Linked DNA regions of Homo sapiens: region 2 is linked to region 1. A link is a contact called in ENCODE Hi-C or POLR2A ChIA-PET data. All regions are on one chromosome and are shown on one strand. Each heading gives the region's core, a stretch centred on a gene start or an enhancer-like site at or near the end of the contact. The rest is flanking DNA. Distances are from core to core; before and after follow the strand shown. Region 1 overlaps TSBP1-AS1 (TSBP1 and BTNL2 antisense RNA 1). Region 2 holds the start of PBX2 (PBX homeobox 2).

Region 1 (6,153 bases), core at 1,327-3,826:
GTTGAGTTTTTTCTCTCTAAAGATTTCTCAGAATCAGTTCAGTAACTATACTTTAAAAAGATGAGTTGCTCATCTACAGTGATAATTGACAACTTAGTTTTGTGACTTTGCAAATCAAGATGCCTGGGTCATCCCCACTTTTGCTGATTCTGAAAGATTTCTTTAGAAAAACCCTGATTCAGAGAAGCAGGAGTAAGGTGGTATCACACTGTGGTTTTGATTTGCATTTCCCTGATCCTTAGTGATGCTGAGCATTTCTTCATATGTTTGTTGGCCATTTGTATATCTTCTTTTGAGAATTGTCTGTTCATGTCCTTAGCTCAATTTTTGATGAGATTGTTTCTTTCTTTCTTGCTAATTTGCTTGAGTTTGTTGTAGATTCTGGATATTAGTCCTTTGTCAGATGTATAGATTGTGAAGATTTTCTCCCACTCTGTGGGTTGTCTGTTTACTCTGCTGACTATTCCCTTTGCCATGCAAAAGCTCTTAAATTAAGTCCCAGCTATTTATCTTTGTTTTTATTGCATTTGCTTTTGGTTCTTGGTCATGAAATCCTTGCCTAAGCCAATGTCTACAAGGGTTTTTCCAATGTTACCTTCTAGAATTTTTATAGTTTCAGGTCTTAGATTTAAGTCCTTAGTCCTTCTTGAGTTGATTTTTGTATAAGGTGAGAGATGAGGATCCAGTTTCATTCTCCTACATGTGGCTTGCCAATTATCCTAGCACCATTTGTTGAATAGGGTGTCCTTTACCCACTTTATGTTTTTGTTTTCTTTGTCAAAGATCAGCTGGCTGTAAGTATTTGGGTTTATTTCTGGGTTCTCTATTCTGTTCCATTGGTCTTTGTCCCTATTTTTATACCAGTACTATCCTGTTTTGGTGACTATGGCCTTACAGTATAGTTTGAAATCAGGTAATGTGATGCCTCCAGATTTGTTCTTTTCCCTTAGCCTTGCTTTGGCTATTTGGGCTCTTCTTTGGTTCCATATGAATTTTAGGATTTTTTTTTCTAGTTCTGTGAAGAATGATGCTGGTATTTATATGGGAATTGCATTGAATTTGTAGATTGCTTTTGGCAGTATGGTCATTTTCACAATATTGATTCTACCCATCCACGAGCATGGGGTGTGTTTCCATTTGTTTGTGTCATCTATGATTGTTTTCAGCAGTGTTTTGTAGTTTTCCTTGTAGAGGTCTTTCACCTCCTTGGTTAGGTATATTCCTAAGTTTTTTTGATTGTGTGATTTGTTTGTTTGTTTGTTGCAGCTATTGTAAAAAGTGGTTGAGTTCTTGATTTGATTCTCAGCTTGGTCACTGTTGGTGTACAGGAGAGCTACTGATTTGTGTACATTAATTTTGTATCCAGGAAATTTGCTGAATTATTTTATCAGTTCTAGGAGCTTCTTGGAGGAGTCTTCTGGGTTTTCCAGGTATACAATCATATCATCAGCAAACAGTGACAGTTTGACTTCCTCTTTACCAACTTGGATGCCTTTATTCTTTCTCTTGTCTGATTGCTCTGGCTAGGACTTCCAGTACTATGTTGAAGTGGTGAAAGTGGGCATCCTTGTCTTGTTCCAATTCTCAGAGGGAATGCTTTCAACTTTTCCCCATTCAGTATTATGTTGGCTGTGCGTTTATCATACATGGTTTTTATTACATTGAGGTATGTCCCTTGTAGGCTGATTTTGCTGAGAGTTTTAATCATAAAAGGATGCTGCATTTTGTCAAATGCTTTTTCTGTGTCTATTGAGATGATCATGTGATTTTTGTTTTTAATTGTTTATGTGGTGTATTACATTTATTGACGTGCATATGTTAGACCATCCCTGCATCCCTGCTATGAAACCCACTTGATCATGGTGGATTATCTTTTTGATATGTTGTTGGATTTGGTTAGCTGGTATCTTGTTAAGGATTTTTGCATCTATGTTCATCAGGGATATTGGTCTTCAGTTTTCTTTTTTGTTGTTGTTATGTTCTTTTGTTCTTTCCTGGCTTTGGTATTAGGATGATACTGGCTTCATAAAATGATTTAGGGAGGATTCCTTCTTTCTCTATCTTGTGGAATAGTGTCAATAGGATTGGTACCAATTCTTCTTTGAATGTCTGGTAGAACTCAGTTGTGAATCCGTCTGGCCCTGGACTTTTTTTTTTGTAATTTTTTTATTACCATTTCAATCTTGCTGCTTGTTATTGGTCTGTTCAGGGTATCTAATTCTTCCTGATTTAAGGTAGGAGGGTTTTCTCTTCCCAGGAATGTATCGATCTCCTCCAGGTTTTCTAGTTTATGCACATAAAGGTGTTCATAGTAGCCTCAAATGATCTTTTGTATTTCTGTGGTGTCAGTTGTACTATCTCCCATTTCATTTCTACTTGAGCTTCTTTGGATTTTCTCTCTTCTTGGTTAATCTTGCCAATGGTCTATCAAGTTTATTTATCTTTTCAAAGAACCAGCTTTTTGTTTCACTTCTGTATTTTTTTGTTTCAATTTCATTTAGCTCTGCTCTGATCTGGGTTATTTCCTTTCTTCTGCTGGCTTTGGGCTTGGTTCTTGTTTCTCTAGTTCCTTGAGGTGTGACCTTAGGTTGTCTATTTGTGCTCTTTCAGACTTCCTGATGTAGGCATATAGGGCTAAGAACTTTCCTCTTAGCACCGCCTTTGCTGTATCCCAGAGGTTTTTGTAGGTCATGTCACTATTGTTATTCAGCTTGAATAATTTTTTAATTTTCATCTTGATTTCATTGTTGACCCAATGATCATTCAGGAGCAGGTTATTTAATTTCCATGTATTTGCGTGGTTTTAAAGGTTCCTTTTGGAGCTGATTTCCAGTTTTATTTCACTGTGGTCTGAGACAGTGCTTAACATAATTTCAGTTTTCTTAAATTTATTGAGACTTGTTTTGTGCTCTATCATGTGGTCTATCCTGGAGAAAGTTCCATGTGCTGAAGAATTGAACGTATATTCTGCAGTTGTTGGGTAAAATGTTCTGTATATATCTGTTAAGTCTATTTGTTCCAGGGCATAGTTTAAATTCATTGTTTTTTTGTTGGCTTTCTGTCTTAATGATCTGTCTAGTGCTGTCAGTGGCGTATTAAAGTCCCCCACTAGTATTGTGTTGCTGTATATATCATTTCTTAGGTCTAGTAGTAATTGTTTTATAAATTTGGGAGCGCCAGTGTTAGGTGCATATATATTTAGGATTGTGATATTTTCCTGTTGGACAAGAAATGCCACATTTTAAAAATAAAAATTATCAAACTGGATTAAATGGCAATATAAATGTCAGTTGATAGGATAGTTAATACTATACTCAACAATGTAATGAAGAGTAAGAAAGGGCTGGGCTTTGTGGCTCATGCCTGTAGTCCCAGCACTTTGGGAGGCCCAAGGGAAGAGGGGCTGGCTCTCACTCCCCGCATCGCGGGGGGCGCCTGAGATAAGGTGGATCACCTGAGATAAGGAGTTCAGACCAGTCTGGCCAATATGGTAAAACCCCGTCTCAACTAAAAATACAAAAAAATTAGCTGGGTGTGGTGGCGGGCACCTGTAATCCCAGCTACTTCGGGAGGCTGAGGCAGAAGAATCGCTTGAACTCAGGAGACAGAGGTTGCAGTGAGTCGAAGTCACGCCATTGCACTCCAGCCCGGGCGACAAGAGCGAAACTCTGTCTCAAAAAAAAAAAGTAAGAAAGAACTCAAACTTATACGTAGTGATCATGACAATAAGGAATTTTGTCTGTGTGAGCTCTGAAAATTTTATAAAGTTTTTAAATATGGAGTTCATGCTTAGTGATTGAGTTATTTAATGTCAAATGATATCTAAGCATTTATTTTTAACATTTCATTAATCAAGTACACAATATGTATTTAAGGAATTATGATAAAGTAAACCAATCTTCTACCCATATCACTATACCTATTTGATTCATCAAAATTTGTCCTCCCTAAATTCCATGTTCTGCAATGTGTTTAGAAATAAATAGTAAGGCATGGCGCCACACACCTGTAATTCCAGCTACTCAGGAGGCAGGGCAGGAGGATCACTTGAGCCTGGGAGTTTGAAGCCAGCCTAGGCAATATAGTAAGACCCTGTCTCAAAAATTAATTAATTAATTAATTAATTAATAATAACAAGTGGTAGCCTTGCTCTTGGTCAAAACATTGACTTTGGGCTGGGCGCGGTGGCTCACGCCTGTAATCCCAGCACTTTGGGAGGCCGAGATGGGCGATCACAAGGTCAAGAGATTGAGATCATCCTGGCTAACACGGTGAAACCTTGTCTCTACTAAACATACAAAAAAATTAGCCGGGCGTGGTGGCAGGGGTCTTTGGTCCCAGCTACTCAGGAGGCTGAGGCAGGAGAATGGCGTGAACCCGGGAGGTTGAGCTTGCAGTGAGCTGAGATCGCACCACTGCATTCCAGCCTGGATGACAGAGCGAGACTCTGTCTCAAAAAAAAAAAATTTTTGGCAGGGCACAGTGTCTCACGCCTGTGATCCCAGCACTTTGGGAGGCCAAGGTGGGCAGATCACAAGATCAGGAGTTCGAGACCAGCCTGGCCAACATGGTGAAACCCCATCTCTACTAAAATACAAAAATTAGACGGGTGTGGTGGTGCACGCCTGTAATCCCAGCTACTTGGGAGGCTGAGGCAGAAGAATTGTTTGAACCCAGGAGGCAGAGGTTGCAGTGAGCCAAGATCACGCCATTGCACTCCAGCCTGGGCAAGAGAGCAAGACTCCATCTTAGGGGAAAAAAAAAAAAAAAAGATTGACTTTGGTTTATTATTTGATCGAGTTTTTTCCATTAGTACATTACTTATCTATTTATCAGTTACTGGATACAAAAGTTTCTGGAACTGAGTTCCTCACAATTGTTCCTCATAATTGTTTGGATGTAGTCCATTCCAAATAATAACTATCTATTTAAGTCTATTAAGTCTATTTTTTTAAAAAAAGAAAACACCCCTGAATAGCAAAATGACTAACGAAAAATAATAAAATTATCTGAGATTAGTCGTAGATTTTTATCAGCTAAAAACAGAAGGAACTTCCAAACCAACAAAGAGTAGATTAAACAAAGGCAAAAATAAAATGAGAGAATAGAAAATGAGATGAAAAAAGAAGAAAAATTATAGCAGCCAAGTTTAATGAGGTGCTTTGCCAATCACTGAAATGTGTCTGTCCAGCCTAAGAAAAGTTGAAAAGAAAAAAATGGGCCGGGTGGGGTGGCTCACGCCTGGAATCCCAGCACTTTGGGAGGCCAAGGCAGGCGGATCACGAGGTCAGGAGATCGAGACCATCCTGACTAACACAGTGAAACCCCATCTCTACTAAAAATACAAAAAAAAAAAAAAAAATTAGCCAGGCATGGTGGCAAGCACCTGTAGTCCCAGCTACATGACAGGCTGAGGCAGGAGAATGGCGTGAGCCTGGGAGGTGGAGCTTGCAGTGAGTCGAGACCACACCACTGCACTCCAGCCTGGGTGACAGAGCAAGACTCTGTCTCAAAAAAAAAAAAGAAAAAAAGAAATCAGATGCATATCAGTGAACTTTACACCTTTCAGATCTATTCAATGGTGGACTGAATGACTGTGGAAAGAAACATCTTCTTTATCATATGAAGTACCCTGTGGTCCAGTGGCAATTCTGATGAAACCACACTGCTTTGTAACTTATGGACATCTTCATACACTAAATAAGAAAAATTACATTAAAACTAACCACCATCCAATCACTTTTGACTAGGTGTTAAAAGGACTCACATTCTACCTTTTATCCATCCGACAAGCTCCTACTTATTTGCGATTCAGGTCAAATGTCATCTCATTTGTAAAGTCTTCCTAAACACCTACTAAGGGAGACTGCCCTCCACACAGTTCCCAAACCACTTTTATATACCTCAATTATTCTCTGTTTATACGTTTACCCGCTTTACTAGATTCTGTGCACCTGGAGGTGAGAAACCAGATGTTTTTCGTCTTTGTTTCTCCAGAGTTAAGCTTAGCTGGTTCATGAAAATCATTCAAAAATTACTGAAAGAATCTCAGTCTTAAGAGGAAAAAAGTAAACAACTATCATATACAGTAACAAACAGCTTAGGAACAAAATATTACAGGAGGAATGATAATTTCACCCTAATAGAGTGCTG
Region 2 (6,153 bases), core at 2,499-4,998, 81 kb after region 1:
CACATTTCACATTCCAAATCACTCAGCTATAAACTCCCTAACATGACAGGTTGCCATTTAGAGGTACCAAATGGTTGTCTGCCCTGCTCCTTCCTTGATGCCAACCAGCCTGATTAGCATTGATCAAAGACCAAGCCAGAGAGGTAGTCCTCTCCCTTTTCAATTTCATTTCATTTCTTTCTTTTTCTGAAACAGGGTATTGCTCTGTTGCCCAGCCTGGAGTGCAGTGGCACAAATGGCTCACTGCAGCCACAACCTCCTGGGCTCAAGCAATCTTCCTACCTCAGCCTCTCATTGTTCCATATCTATATCTCTTATGCCCAAAATAAAATTTCCCCTGCCCCTTGTCTGCACTAAACTATAAGTTTCCAAAATGAACCCTTCCCGTACTCTATTTGGTACACATCTTGTCTCCTGAATAGAGTGTATTTTTTATTTTATTTTATTTTGGAGACGGAGTCTCGCTCTGTCACCTAGGCTGGAGCGCAGTGGCACAATCTCAGTTCACCGCAACCTCCGCCTCCCGGGTTCAAGCAATTCTCCTGCCTCAACCTCCTGAGTAGCTGGGATTACAGGCGCATGTGGCCACGCCCAGCTAATTTTTTGTATTTTAGTAAAGATGGGGTTTCACCATGTTCCCCAGGCTGGTCTCCAACTCCTGAGCTCAGGCAATCCACCCGCCTCAGCCTCCCGAAGTGCTAGGATTACAGGTGTGAGCCACCGCAGCCGGCCATCTCCTGAATAGATTTTAAATACCTAGAGGTCAGGGATGATTATTCAATACATATATATTGAATACTTACTATGTGTTGGACCCGGTGCTAGGGTTTTATGTATATATTTGAGAGCTCCACATCCCTGGATCTGAATCCTCCACTTCCCACTGGAACCATGCCCCTCCCAGTCCCGGTAAGTAAGAGGGAAGATCGGGAGGGCCAAATCCTACACCAGGGTCTATCTTAGGGAGGGAAGGGACCTGGCTGGGGGGAGGGGGATTCTGAGGAGTGAAACCACTTCCTGTGTAGCTAGTTCCTGTGTTGACAGAAAGAGCAGAAGAGGAGGTGGGGTGGAGGGAGCAGAGCCAGGGATTAGGGGACTACTGAGGCTCTGGAGATGAGACCGCCAGGAGTCCTTCCCCACCATGAGCCCCCTCCACTCCTGCAGCTGGAGGAGTTTTTCCCAGTCTCAGTGCTGCCCTGGGGCGAGAGAGACTGAACAAGCTGTTTGGGTGGGAAGAGAATGGAGGAAGTTGACAGGGATGGGCGGGGCCCGTGGGGGGGCTGACCAGGAACCCAGCTTCCTGCTCAGTACCCAGGCATCCAGCCCCCAGCTCACCCCCACCCCTTCCAGCCCCCACTCCCCTCAGGAACCCAAGGTTCCAGCCCTCCTCCCAAATCCCAGCCACCCCTCCCCCACCAGTTTCTCCCCTCTAGGGGATGGAGGCTGAGAGACCCCAGGAAGAAGAGGATGGTGAGCAGGTGAGCTGGGCACGGGGTTGGGGAGGCTGACACTGGGAAAGAAGGGAGGTGAGAGGACCTGGGGCAGAAATGTAGGGACACAGGGGCCTTGAAAGGCTTGGGCAAACTGAGGCAGGAACAGAGACACACAGAGAGGAAACGGGCCACTGGCCTAGCCCCCTGTCCACTCCTCCCGCTTCAACCACCACTGCTTGACTAGAATGGACATATTTTGGCATCAGGGCCCCCCTCAGGATGAGGAAGGCTGGCCCCCTCCAAACTCCACCACTCGGCCTTGGCGATCTGCTCCTCCATCCCCTCCTCCTCCAGGGACCCGCCACACAGGTACCCCTACCCACCCAGGGAGAGCCCCGACCCTAGTGCCCACATCCTGACCCCATTACCAAGGCCCACTCCATTGTGGGCCCTCTCCCCACCTCCTCCAGACTCCCCTTGGGATTCCCCATTGCACCCCCTCTCCTCTGATCCAAAGTCCCTAATCACGTCACCCTGTCCACACTCCCCCACGGCTCCTGTCTGCCAACCTCTCTGGGTCTCTGAGCCCTCCACACCCCTCTCCCCAGCCCTGGGACCCCGCTCGGCCTCCCTGCTCTCCCTGCAGACTGAACTCCTTCTGGACCTGGTGGCTGAAGCCCAGTCCCGCCGCCTGGAGGAGCAGAGGGCCACCTTCTACACCCCCCAAAACCCCTCAAGCCTAGCCCCTGCCCCACTCCGTCCTCTCGAGGACAGAGAACAGCTTTACAGCACTATCCTCAGTCACCAGGTAAGACATCCCCCCAGGAGGCAAACCCAGGCCTCCTGGTCTCTTGGCCCCTGTTCTCTTTGGGGCTCTACTCCTGTTTCTCCCTAGGCACCCCATCGCCTTCACAGGTTTCCTATATGCCTCCCCATACCAACCCTTGATCCTCTCAAGAACCTCCTCCTCTCAGACCCTCACCAAAGCTCTCCCTCTCCCTCCACTCCTCCAGTGCCAGCGGATGGAAGCCCAGCGGTCAGAGCCTCCCCTCCCTCCAGGGGGGCAAGAGCTCCTGGAGTTGCTGCTGAGAGTTCAGGGTGGGGGTCGAATGGAGGAGCAAAGGTCCCGGCCCCCCACACACACCTGCTGAGACTTGAGCCCCAACCAGCCCTTCCTTGCCACTGGTCTCAAAGCTGGGCAGCCCATTGCATGCCCTCAACTCTTGCTTGGCAGGGGTACCAGAGACTGAAAGACACGGCACAAATCTCAATATTCATCTCCCACATCACCTTCCCTGGGAACTGGACAGGGTGAAAGTCCTCAAACTCTGGGAACAGGCGAGATGGAACAGGGATTTAACTCCCCGCCCACAGGTCCATGGGAGCTTGAGGCAGTAAGGGGGATCCCAGGCACCCATCTCAAGGAGTGGCTGGGAGTCTTTTCCCTAACTTGTGGGGACACCACCAGTTGTCAAGCTACTAGGCAGTAGGGTCTGAGGGCTCAGGCCTCCACCTGAGAGGTTATAACCTGAGAGACAGCTCTACCCTTCCTCCCAGTAAGAAGGGAAGGTGGGTGGGCACCTGAGAGATTAAGACTATTCTCCCAGTCCCACTACCAGCACCCCCGATCCCTGAGACTGAGGGGTTTACGGGCTGTGAATGGACCTTCAGCCCTGCCCACCCTCCCTCCCCACTGCTGCTGAGTCTGTCTGATGTTTTGGTTGTGTGAATAAATATAATTCCCCTCTGGACTGCAGACTGGTATCTGGGGGGCCCAGGCGGGGTGAAAGGTAGGAAGGTGAGGCCAGAGGCCTTTTCTCTCCCCAGTCTGGCCAGAGGCCAGCTCCCCTCCCCGGCTGGTTAATTACTGGCTCATTAAGCAGCGGCTGGAGACCTCCCTAATTATCTCCCCCAGCCCCCCTCTTCGGTTTTAATTAAGTAGAACAGGGAGGGGAGTCATTAGAACAAGAAATATGAACTGAGCTGCCGGTGAACCCAGGCATTCCAGCGGCCTGAGTCCACATCGCTTAGATCCCTGATTCAGGACCCAGGTGACAGACGCCCCCAGCCGCCAACACAGCCCCACTCCTAGGCCGCGGAAGTCCAGCCAGGGGGCTTTCCCATATCTTTCAGATGGCCCGTCTCCTCCCCTCATCCCCTCTTCCCTCTCCCCTCCTCCACTAGGTCTCAGTTCCTCTGTTTCTGTGTCTCTCTCTCCGCCCCCAGCTCCTCCCTGTTCCTCCTCTCTTCTCCCCTCCTCTTCCTCTCCGGCTCCCCTCCCCCAGCCTCCCTCCCTCGCTCCCCCCCCTTCTCCCTCCTCCCTCCTCCCTCTCTCTCACACACACCCCCGCTTGGGCCTCCTCTCTCTCTCCGGCTCCATTTTCTCCGCCGCCGGGGGCCGGGGTCTCCTGTGGGGGGCCCAGCCGGTATCCCAGGTCTCCCTTCAGTGCCGGGGTGAACCCCCGGGGGAGCCGGGAGCCGGGGGCAGACGGGCGGGGGTTGGGGCGGAGGGAGCAGCGGCCCCAGCGAGTTTGGGGGGAGAAGTAACCAGGCGGGGGGAGGGGCGGAGCAGGGAGGGGGCCTCAGGGCCCCCCCCCAGCTATGGACGAACGGCTACTGGGGCCGCCCCCTCCAGGCGGGGGCCGGGGGGGCCTGGGATTGGTGAGTGGGGAGCCTGGGGGCCCTGGCGAGCCTCCCGGTGGCGGAGACCCCGGTGGGGGTAGCGGGGGGGTCCCGGGAGGCCGAGGGAAGCAAGACATCGGGGACATTCTGCAGCAGATAATGACCATCACCGACCAGAGCCTGGACGAGGCCCAGGCCAAGTGAGTGCCCCCACTCCGGGACCCCACACAGACCCAGCAAACCCCGTTCACATGTTCTGAATCTTCTGGGAGCCCCCCCCAACTCCAGGGCCCTCTCCAGGATCCAACAGCTCTCTTCTCTCCTTATTCCTGGGAGCCCATAGAAAAGTGATCCCTCTCAAACCTCCCTTCACCCCCAGGCCCTGAAACCTTCACAGAGGGAACCCCCGGTGGCCCGGCTCCCCACTCCTAACCTTTTGCCGACCCCTGCAGTCTCCTGGAACAGCCCCATCCCCGGGAGCCCCCTCTGGCTCCCAGACTAAGAAACTGTTCTTGGGCTACGTTATCTTCTCCCCTAACTCTCCACCCAGCCCCCTCATTCTCTCCAGATGTGGAGACCTCCACACCCTCTCCAGAGCCCCTAAAGCTCCTCTCCACTGCTCAGCCAGACACTAGGTGCATCAAAGCCTCCCACCTGCTCAGCCCCAGGACCCCTTCACACACCCTACACTGATCTCCCCAGTTAGCTCGGCACCCCCAGCCCCACTCTGCCACCTCAAACTCTGACTCTTCTCAACCCCAGCCTCTGTCTCTCTCCCTCTGAAACCTACCAAGTCACTTTCCTTTCTCCATCCACTCCCAGATTCCTCCTCCTACCTTTCTAGACCATCTCCCAAAGCCCGCAGCCTTTAACCTGCTGCCTGCATCTTCCCTGTGTCTCCCTGAAGCTGAGGAGCTTCCCCATGCTCTGGGAGCTGATCTTTTCCCAAGAACTCCTCATTCCACCCCCAACTCATTCCACCCCCAATCCGCTTCCTCCCTCCGCAGACTGACCCTCCTCCCTCCTTGTTCTCAGGCCCCCTGCTCTGTTTCTCTAGCTCCTCAACTTTTCTCTTTCCCCACTCCCACTCCTCCCAAGGAAACACGCCCTAAACTGCCACCGAATGAAGCCTGCTCTCTTTAGCGTCCTGTGTGAAATCAAGGAGAAAACTGGTATGTGGGCCCCCCCCGGATTGCTCAACTCTGGGAACAGAACCCTGTTCATTATAGGGCTAGAGTGTGACAACTTGGGGCCCTGAGGAAAGTAAGGAGTCAGGGGGACTGGGGAAGGAACCAAAGCCTGGGAACTTGGCTCTCCAGGAAGCACCAGGAGGACTGAGCACTGGGTATTGGGGTCTCTGGGTCCCTAAGTCCACTCGCCTGCATGCTAGGCCTCAGCATTCGGAGCTCCCAGGAGGAGGAGCCGGTGGACCCACAGCTGATGCGCTTGGACAACATGCTTCTGGCAGAGGGTGTGGCTGGGCCCGAGAAAGGGGGCGGCTCAGCAGCAGCAGCTGCAGCCGCTGCAGCCTCTGGTGGTGGTGTGTCCCCTGACAACTCCATCGAACACTCGGACTATCGCAGCAAACTTGCCCAGATCCGTCACATATACCACTCGGAGCTGGAGAAGTATGAGCAGGTAAGGAGAGGAGGCTTGGGTGGGTGGAGGGAAGGGCTCTTGCAGGGGAATCCCATGGTCAAAGGGCTCCTCCTCACCAGCCCACTGGCCCCCACTACAGGCATGTAATGAGTTCACGACCCATGTCATGAACCTGCTGAGGGAGCAGAGCCGCACCAGGCCCGTGGCCCCCAAAGAGATGGAACGCATGGTGAGCATCATCCATCGAAAGTTCAGCGCCATCCAGATGCAGCTGAAGCAGAGCACCTGCGAGGCTGTGATGATCCTGCGCTCCCGTTTCCTGGATGCCAGGTGGGCCCAGGGACCCCAGGCTGGCCCCCAGCACTGGGCTCCTTCCCATTCCTCTCCAAGACCCTGAGCTGCCATGCTGCACAACATGGTACTCCATGACAATGGTGACTCTGGGGTCATGCCATGTGACAGCCCTGCCAGGACATCAACATCCTCCTCACTGCTCTTC

Evidence for each region. Hi-C counts contacts between places; a loop is a spot of excess contacts on that map. ChIA-PET counts read pairs that join two places held with the same protein, here RNA polymerase II (POLR2A). Pooled maps may share reads with other maps.
Region 2: a loop to region 1 is called in a pooled map, with 2.7 times the contacts of the local background. The contact joins the promoter of PBX2 here to the enhancer-like site in region 1. A Hi-C loop is called at or near these places in 1 of 168 maps with a recorded cell type or tissue (OCI-LY7), 4 of 37 single-sample maps with no recorded cell type and 6 of 50 pooled maps. POLR2A ChIA-PET finds 5 or more read pairs at or near these places in 7 of 52 experiments (B cell, CD4-positive, alpha-beta T cell, Caco-2 and 4 more).

What each region holds. Positions count from the first base shown.
Region 1 is chr6:32,267,999-32,274,151 of GRCh38, reverse strand. All of the region lies in intron 1 of TSBP1-AS1 (TSBP1 and BTNL2 antisense RNA 1), which reads right to left. Among named protein-coding and RNA genes, the nearest start is that of TSBP1-AS1, 16 kb to the right of the region's middle. Within about 2 kb of position 2,576, at least 3 of the 41 ENCODE cell types and tissues checked have a DNase peak (open chromatin) inside an H3K27ac peak, as active enhancers do; they include B cell and OCI-LY7, where a contact is called at or near this core.
Region 2 is chr6:32,187,797-32,193,949 of GRCh38, reverse strand. It overlaps PBX2 (PBX homeobox 2), which reads left to right and starts at 3,748. Exons shown (of 9, transcript NM_002586.5): 1 at 3,748-4,255; 2 at 5,154-5,227; 3 at 5,446-5,693; 4 at 5,794-5,984. The coding sequence starts at 4,035. GPSM3 (G protein signaling modulator 3) reads left to right here and starts at 1,307. Exons shown (of 4, transcript NM_001276501.2): 1 at 1,307-1,478; 2 at 1,700-1,802; 3 at 2,042-2,241; 4 at 2,447-3,184. The coding sequence starts at 1,437. The coding sequence ends at 2,584. RefSeq lists a silencer at 2,828-3,006 and enhancers at 3,393-3,961, 5,114-5,670.